Linked DNA regions of Mus musculus: region 1 is linked to region 2. Evidence: chromatin loops called from intact Hi-C (ENCODE). Cell type or tissue: heart. All regions are shown on one strand. Each heading gives the region's core, and the rest is flanking DNA. Links, peaks and the distances in the headings are about the cores only. Region 1 has its middle 140 kb from the start of H2al2a. Region 2 overlaps Dnajc1 (DnaJ heat shock protein family (Hsp40) member C1).

Region 1 (4,404 bases), core at 225-4,224, 490 kb after region 2:
GTCATGGTGATGATCCAATTGCCATGGCGAGTTTGGTGTTGAGTAGGAACTGTCACAAGTGGCCTCCAAGGCATCCTAGCCTTGCCTCTCCTACAGCACCTTTCTTCACTTTGCTAGCATTTCTTCTTTTAGCGGTTAGTAGGAATTGGTGCATTTTAAACAAATTCTATTAAGGAAAACAACTTTTTTTTTTTAAATGGTTTTTCAAGACAAGGTTTCTCTTTGAAGCCCTGGCTGTCTTGAAACTCATTCTGAGAAGGATAGGAGTCCTGTGTGTGTGTGTGACTTCGAGCGCACGTGTGTGTGTGTGTGTGTGTGTGTGTGTGTGTGTGTATGCATGCGTGTCACACAGAGTTAGAAGCCTCTCCTCTCTTTAAAATTGACAATCTAAAATTAGATTGTTTATCTTCAAAGTGGGATTAGATTGCTTTCAAAACACAGACAACAGTTAGAAGAAAAGTGTAGAACTGGGGTAAGTAAATATGTACAGGGCCAGATATACTGGTTCTGGCAATGCAGGCCTATTCCCTGCCTTCAAGAGGAGGCAAGAGCCTTGAAAATGTGACGATCAGACTGGCTACAGTGAGTTCCAGGCCAGCTTGGGCTATGAGATCCTATCTGAAAACAACAACAGCAACACAAAAACAAAACAGAAAGTTGTTTGGTTTGGGGGGCCCATATGGTTTCTGTCCGTGTCTGCTCTTTTGTTAAATGCTCCAGAGTGTTTTAATGGGGCAGTAAACAGGCAGCTGGCTGGATTTGTTAGTGGGCTGTTGTATCCTGGCCCTCGGTCTGGTCTACTAGACTCGGAATATTGAGGTCACACTAGGCAGAATCTATTTTTAGTGAATTGTATTAACAAAACGGACTGCCTTGTTGCTTGGAGGCATCCCGATTTAGTTCTGACTTCCCAAAAGGTCAGAGCAAAGAGGAAAAGTGAGCTTCCGTTTAACCGGCACACTTTCCGTAAGATTAACACACCAGTTACTCAGGCTGGTACAGTGGCTGTACCAATCCAAAGGGAAACAGGGCACGGCTAAGGGACAAAGACCTGGGCATCGTGTTTTCCACAGTTTTATATAGTGGCTAAGCGCTTCTGTGCACCAAAGACAGGATTCCCAAGAGCAATTCCAGAAAGCCACCTTGAAGACACAGGCATTTCGTGGTCTTTGAACTGACACAGCACACAGCCCAGTTACTTGAAGGAATGAGCTTCAATTAGCTGTCAGTCTTCTAGGCAGTCTCGCGTCCAGCTTCAGACTGGTGTGTTAAAAGACGGAACCACAATGAATCTCGCTCTGTAGCGCTTCATTGGCCTTGTGTTTGTGATTTCAGAGTTGAGCATCACATAACCAAGACAGGCTCAGAGAGCTTCCTCCTGCACTGTGTTCAGAAGGTATTTCTGCACAGAACATAGAAACATGGTCCGGGAGGTAAAGCCAAGGAGATGGCTGGTGATCTTATTGGAGCCCTTGGCCACCTGCGTATGATGTGGTGTCACACGTTTGACTGAGACTCAGTCCTTTATTACTCCTAAGTCAGCCATTCATTGGCACACTAGGTTACTAGGCTAACTTGTTCATTTCCTAGGAGTTCATGGCACACTAGGTTACTAGGCTAACTTGTTCATTTCCTAGGAGTTCATGTTCACAAGTTGTTCTCTGACCTCCACACACATGCTGAGGCATGTACAACCTTTCACCACACCGCACATGTAATAATAAATGAAACAAAGTAAAAACACACACACACACACACAGGAGGAATTCACACAGCAATTACTTTCATATCTTGCTATTACTTCAGCCCTTGATTACTGGCCTCATATTGACTGCCATTTGTTTAATGGTTTCTTGGTACTAGGTCCTTGGCTAAGCAGTCTGTATTGCTTCTCACCATCCACAGGAGTGCTTTCTGTGGTTCCCATATTTCACTCCCCCCCCCCCCGCCAACCCCCCCCCCGCCAACCCCCCCCAACCCCCCCCCCCCCCCGTACTGCCCGATCTGCTTTTCTGTCTCCTGACAAGGAAATCAGGACTCAGAGAGTCATGGGTAGTCCAGCATCATTCACATCGGGCGTACATGGTATGAGCATATGGTCTGAGTGCTGACTGAAGCTGAATTGTTTCCTGTGTGCTTACATGTGGAGGAGGTTAGAGTACAGCGCTTGGAAGCTGGTTCTCTCCTTCACCTTCACATGGGTTCTAGGGGTGACTCCTACAGGTAGTGAGGCTTGGCGACAAGCACCCTTAGCCCCTGAGCTTCCTCACTGGTCCATTAACCAAGGCCCTTAGCCACCACCCTCATAACTTCCTAGATCGTCGCCCTTGACTTCTTCATGTTCTTCCTTTCTTTCTTTCTTTCTTTCTTTCTTTCTTTCTTTCTTTCTTTCTTTCTTTCTTTCTTTCTTTCTTTCTTTCTTTCTTTCTTCCTTCCTTCCTTCCTTCCTTCCTTCCTTTCTTCCTTTCTTTCTTTCTTTCTTTTTCGAGACAGGGTTTCTCTGAATACAGAGAAACAGCCCTGGCTGTCCTGAAACTCACTTTGTAGACCAGGCTGGCCTCGAACTCAGAAATCCGCCTGCCTCTGCCTCCTGAGTGCTGGGATTAAAGGCGTGCGCCACCATGCCCAACCTTCATGTTCTTTCTTTTCCTCTCCCTCTACCTTACCTCCAACACTAAACTTTGGACCCAGGACCTTTGGAGGGGGCTCTAGTACTCAGATACATCCTCAGCCCCCTTTAAAAACTGTTTATTATTTTCATTATTTATATGCATGTGTATTTTCTGTGTGAGTGTATACCATTGGTGTGCACGTAGGTGCCTATGGATGCCAGAAGATGGGATCTGGCGGCTGTGAGACTCTTGATGTGTGCTAAGGACTAACTTCAGGTCCTCTGGAAAAGCAAGAAGTGCTTTTAACTCCTGGGCCTTCTTTCTAGCCCCAGCCCCTGCCCTTTATGAGAATTCTATTTTGAGATAGGATTTTGCAAAAACCTTCCAGGCTGCCCTGAAATTTGGATCCTCCTGACTCAGCCTCTGGTGTCAGGGATTGAAGATGCACTGCCTCACCCCTTCTTCTCTTTATGAGCTTCAGGCACTGTGGCTTTTGTGTTTGCTGCTGGTCTTTCGGGGCAAGGCGTGGCAGACTCTCGGCTTCACCTCTTGGAACCTGACCCTGTGATTACCCCTTTAATCTGCAGTCCCCTGTCTCCCCTTCACCATATCTTGGTCACACTTGCTGTTACTGCTGTCTCTGTCTTTACCCTAGAGTGAACAAAGATCGGACTTTCATCTCCCATGTAATCACTCTCTCTACTTCTCTGGCTGTGGTTTAGACTTTGTCTATTGGAAGCCACGGATAGACAAGGTCAGTTCAGTCCGGTGGTGACATGTGCATACGCAATAGCAAGCGATATCTTCTTTAATGTGGCAGCTCTTTTCATATCCAGCACCAACAGGGACTTATTAAAATATCGGTAGCGTTTCATTGGCTCAGCCATGCCCCCAAATGGAGAATGTTAGTTATTTTCCATGACCAGCTCCGGGTACAAAGAATGTTATGAAACCATCAAAGATAAACAGATTCATGAAATGACAACTGTTTTCTATTCCAAGTGATGAGAACCAAATATGCTGTTCACATTGCAGGCATGTCTAACCTATTAGACTGTTCCAGAACAGAACAGAGTGAAATCAGTGACTAAGAACACTCTTTCATTCTGGTATAGATGGAGAGCAGGCCAAGGCCGCTGCTAGGAAGATAATCAGAGGGTCGAGCCTAGAGAAGGGGGAAAGCAGAAGGGGGAAGAATGAGCTACAAAGAGCTGGGAGTCACTGGAGCTGTGTGGAATGCGGTCAGAGGAACAGGCTAGGGTGACAAGTTCAAAATTCAGACCCAGGACAGTGGGAGCACTTATGTGGGGTGGGGACCAGCTTGTCTGAGTAGAGAGTTGGTACTAAGTGTGTTACTCCGAATGTAACAATTCACAAGTCAGGGAACTATTTCGTTACTAAGTGCATTAATGTTTTACTTAGCTCTGATAGTATCTGTAATATCATTGTAATAAAGGGCTTAGATATTCATGAAGTGGACTAGCTTATCTTGAAATTTTTTATTCTCCCTTTTAGAAAGACACACTTGTATCCCTTATGATGCTTTGTATAAACGCAGGTGAGAATGAGCCCCAGTGTGCTCGGGGTCAGAAGAGAACCTCAGATATCAGATGTTAGGTCTCTTGTTATCTGCTGTGTATGCCAGGCTTATCTGCTGTGTTATCTGCCAGGCTGGCTGGTTCAGGAGCTTCCGGGGCTTTTCCTGCTTCATCTCCTAGCCTGCCTTCCGAACGCTGGGACAACAGATGTAAGTCATCCTAGCAGGTTAGTGTAGGTTCTCTGGTCCTCAGGA
Region 2 (4,404 bases), core at 323-4,322:
TTTATTTAAAACAAGGGTTGAGAGAGAAGTGGAGGACAACTCTAGCATAAAAGCACATAGGAACTACCTCAAGGTAAAAATAACTGGCAGTGGAAGAAGCTATGTCTCACACATGTATAAACAGCTGACCTCTATTATTTACATCCAAACCTTACAAAATAGCATGTCAGGTCAGCACTTAAACCAGTGTTATTAGTTTTTGTTACAAAAGATTAAAGCTACATACGTCAAAATTTTAAATTGTACATCAGCAACAGCATTGTACATCTATAAGTTGGTCTAAGTGCAGGCTGGAGGAAGAGACCTCCCACTAAACACAAAGAACTTAGATTCCAAAAATGATGAATGTAATCCTAATAAAAATACAAACACAGTAGCAGCGACTAATTTAAAATTTCATTGTTCAGCAGTGGATATTCAATGTTATAAATTAAATCTCTATTAATCTTATTTTCCCTACCTGGGACATTTAACAATGGAGACACTGATATGGAGACATTTTTGTTATCCCAGTGGAAAGAAGGAGAGCTGGCATTGAGCCCTCACTCTTGGCATCTGTTGGTAGAGATTAAGAATGCTGCTAAACATCCTACAGTACACAGAACAACTTTTATACAGACTTATCTATCCAAAATGTCAGTAGTGCATAGATGGAGAAAACTGGTCTTGTGTAAAAGTCCTTACTAGTGCAGGTGGCCTAGGCTGCCTATCAGAGTACTTACTCTGTGACTGTGAGTCATTACTAACCCTGTATGCCTCGGGTTGGCCTGTTTGTTTTGATTTTGAATCAATAGAATGATAGTTGTGCTTGTTTTGAAGAAGGTTGAGAGGTTTATTTGAAATTCTACATATGAACCATGTGGGATAGACCTTGGCCTATAGTAGGGATGTTGGCTGCTCTTAAGTTGTTAGTTCAATAAGTAAATCTATACCTATAATCAAATTACAGAGTTTTCAATATCTCTGAAATTTAAAATCAGGCTTCTCAGGAAAAATTAAAATCTCACTAAAAGAATAAAATTAGAACATTGTAAAGTTTTTATAAATATATAAATTAAAAAGAATAACCTTTAAATATATGTTAGCAATTTGGGGCATACTAAACATTTTAAGACTGAGTTAACTTTACCTTCATACAAGTATTTTATATAGAGTCTTGGATAAAGTTTTATAATTATGTCATAGTTTGTACTTCATAGCAGTACACCCTAAACTGTCATTATTTCATTTAGCTTTTTTTTTTTCTGGGTTCAGTAAAGCCCTAGCTCCCATTATTTAATTAAGAAAATATGTATCATAAAGGGGATTTTAATTTTATTTGAATTTCCTGCTGCTTTTTGTTGTTGTCTTCTCAAGAAATTACTAATTTTGTTTTTCTCATTCAGACTGTTGATAACATTTTGGGGAACCATTGTTGAAAGTACAGTTCAAGGGTACAATTTATAAAACTGGGCAGTATCTACTTTATTAAACCCTAGGTTTTATATAGGTGATAGAAGAATATTTATTCTCTTACTAACTGCCATTGTATAAACCTATTAATCTTAAACAATTCTTTATTTTCTTCCTATTATCCCTGTCAGTTAAGTAAAAAACATGAAATTCTATAAGTAGATTTTATTCAAAGTAGTTTTTTTAAAATTTTATTTATTATTATATGTAAGTGCACTGTAGCTGTCTTCAGACAGACCAGAAGAGGGTGTCATATCTTATTACGGATGGTTGTGAGCCACTATGTGGTTGCTGGGATTTGAACTCAGGACCTTTGGAAGAGCAGTCAGTGCTCTTACCTGCTGAGCCATCTCACCAGCCCCTCAAAGTAGTTTTTATTTTGCATTTGCAAACTTAAAAATCTTTAACCAAAGCTTTAGATATAAAAGCCAGGTGCAAACTGGGCATATGCCTTTATTCTCAGTGCTCAGGAGACAGAAACAGAGGCAGAGGCAGGCAGATCTCTGAGTCTGAGGGCAGCTAGGTCTACAGAGTGAGTTCTAGGGCAGCAGAAATACACAGAGGAACCCTGTATTGAAAAAACAACAATAAAACAAAAAAAGGAAAAAAGCAAAGAAAAAAGAAAAAATGCTATTCTTTTTGAGATAACAACATGACTGTGTTTCCCCCAAAGTTGATATAGAAAATGACATAGGAGAAAAGGGTGAACTCATGCACTACTGAGAGTGATGAGTGGTAAGAGGGCACAGTTCTCTTCTGTCTGCTTTCTTCCTTCTGTCTTTAGGTTCAGTTTTAGTTTTTTACCACTTGATGGCAGTGATGGAGCTAGAGCCACCCTGAGAAGGTTAGGGCAAGAACTCATTATGAATAACAAAAGGATCTGTACAAAGGAAATCCCTGACATTTCGATGTTCTTCACATTTCTAGGTGATACTACTTATATTGCAAATGACTGTGGCAGGAGGAGAGCCTCTAGATGGAGCTTCAGTACTTCCTAAGAGAAAGTGTGCTCGCCTTTCACATGTGTGCTTTACATTATTTTACTAATATACAATCCAAAGTAGACTTTTAAAAAATCATATTTAAGAATGAATTAATGTCATGTGAAATTAATTCAACAAACCCACTAGTAATTTGAAAAATGGCTACTTAAGTGTCTTAGATGTCTATATTATTGCCATTGATATTTATTGGAAAAAGTATATAAAAGTGCTAGTAGTATGCTTATACCTAGTATTAAAATGACCGTGCATATCTAATAAGTTAGTAAAAGATTTTAATAAGAATCAAGTGTTTAAAAAATCAAATGTTTAAAATGAAATTAATGTTTTTAATTGGTATTGCTATTATCTTTTCACATTTCAGTTAACAGGTCTTTGCATTTCAATTTTGGTAGAGTATTGGCCACATACATACATACACTCATATATACATATTTACATTGTTCTATAATTAAAACCATCTGATCATTTGATAGAAATTAAGATTATAGATGATTTGGTTTATGAAGCTCTATCCAGTTTGAACATTTTAACTTTAATAATATAATCTACTAACTTCATATACGAGCTCATTTTATGAGTTATCATATATGGTTTGTGGATATATAATATATGCATATATATGTGTCTCTGTTCAGACTAGAGTCTGGTTTAAAATAATAAATATGCATAGTATTGAATTCTTTATCAACGAGAAAAAGCTTGTTAATATAAAAATAATTGAGTTTTTTTTAAGTAAATTCTCACTACATACTGAAAGGTGGTCATCATTTTCACAATAATTTTAGTGTTTATTTTTTTTTAAAGATGAAACAGGACCTTTCTTTTGGTGTATCACTGTACATCTAAGTGAATACATCCTATTTGGCTTTATAAAATATTAAGGAAAGCCTCAGATAGTACATGGTTTAGAATTGACTTTCAGTAGTTCGGGTGTTTTTATGGTGAATGATAATATGTCACTGGGAATTCATAGTAAATGCATGATAATTGGTTTGCTGTGATTTTTTACATATTTTATTTTCTTATAAAATATTTTAGACTAAAGGCTCACTGAAACAACAGTAACTTTCAATAATTACATTTCATAAATAATGTCAGAACAATTGATTTTCTCTTTTGCAATTAAATATCCTACAAATTACTTTCAGGTTGTGTACAGAGCCATAGAAATTAAATTATTTGGTTGTTAGTTTCTGTAAGAGTAACAGGTTACTCAAAATGCAATCGACTGATTTACATTTCTTGTCTAGTCTTTCAGACTTTATTAAGAAAACACTTTAGAAACATCTCAAATTTTTATTTTTGACACCATTGAGCTTAAGATAATTGCGTTGAATCAGCTTTTAATCATCTAATGAAGTGAACTTTAAAAGGTATGCTCATTTTCTCAGGATAGGGAAACACCAACAGCTGCTATAACGTTTTCTAAATGGGAGTCAACAAATAGAAGTATGGTTACTAATAAAAACAAAGTCATATAAATTAATTATGGCTAAGTTGCAAGTTAAATTGTAACTTGAAGAATCACACTGGCCTAAAGGAAACTGACAATGTGCATTTCTATGGCAGGACTTCTCCGTGAAAGGGATGGGTTCTTCCCAGGCTCATTGTACCTGTGAAGCTTCTAAAGGGTAAAAGCAAGGCATAAAGTGGTTGTTTTCAACAGCCACATAGAGTTTAGAATTCTTATTTGCTGGAGGAAAAGTTGTTTTGTTGTCATTTATGTCACTGGGTTACATTTCTGCTTTTTTTTTTGCCTGTATAATTATATTATATACTTTCACCTCCAGTATTTAAAGCTTGGTTAGGTACATCCTTAAAGAAGCGTTCTTATTGACTAAAAATTTCTGTTAAATTTAGAGCATTCCTTTTCAGTTTACTGAAAATGATATTGGTGTCCAGATAAAAAGTAACTCAGTAGAAAAGAACTATCCAAGTTTTACACTTC

Evidence for each region. Peaks named below come from ENCODE experiments on the same cell type or tissue, not always from the same donor. Only the 100,000 strongest peaks of a DNase experiment are listed, where the experiment ranks them.
Region 1: a loop joins it to region 2, with 4 times the contacts of the local background. A loop is called at or near these places in 3 of 42 quality-filtered maps.

The regions. Positions count from the first base shown.
Region 1 is chr2:17,854,902-17,859,305 of GRCm38, reverse strand. No RefSeq gene overlaps it. Among named protein-coding and RNA genes, the nearest start is that of H2al2a, 140 kb to the left of the region's middle. In heart, for the core only: no CTCF peak of the experiment used is centred there; no DNase peak of the experiment used is centred there; H3K27ac peaks cover 914 bases.
Region 2 is chr2:18,341,604-18,346,007 of GRCm38, reverse strand. All of the region lies in intron 1 of Dnajc1 (DnaJ heat shock protein family (Hsp40) member C1), which reads left to right. Among named protein-coding and RNA genes, the nearest start is that of Dnajc1, 49 kb to the left of the region's middle. In heart, for the core only: a CTCF peak has its summit at 2,249 (motif pointing right); no DNase peak of the experiment used is centred there.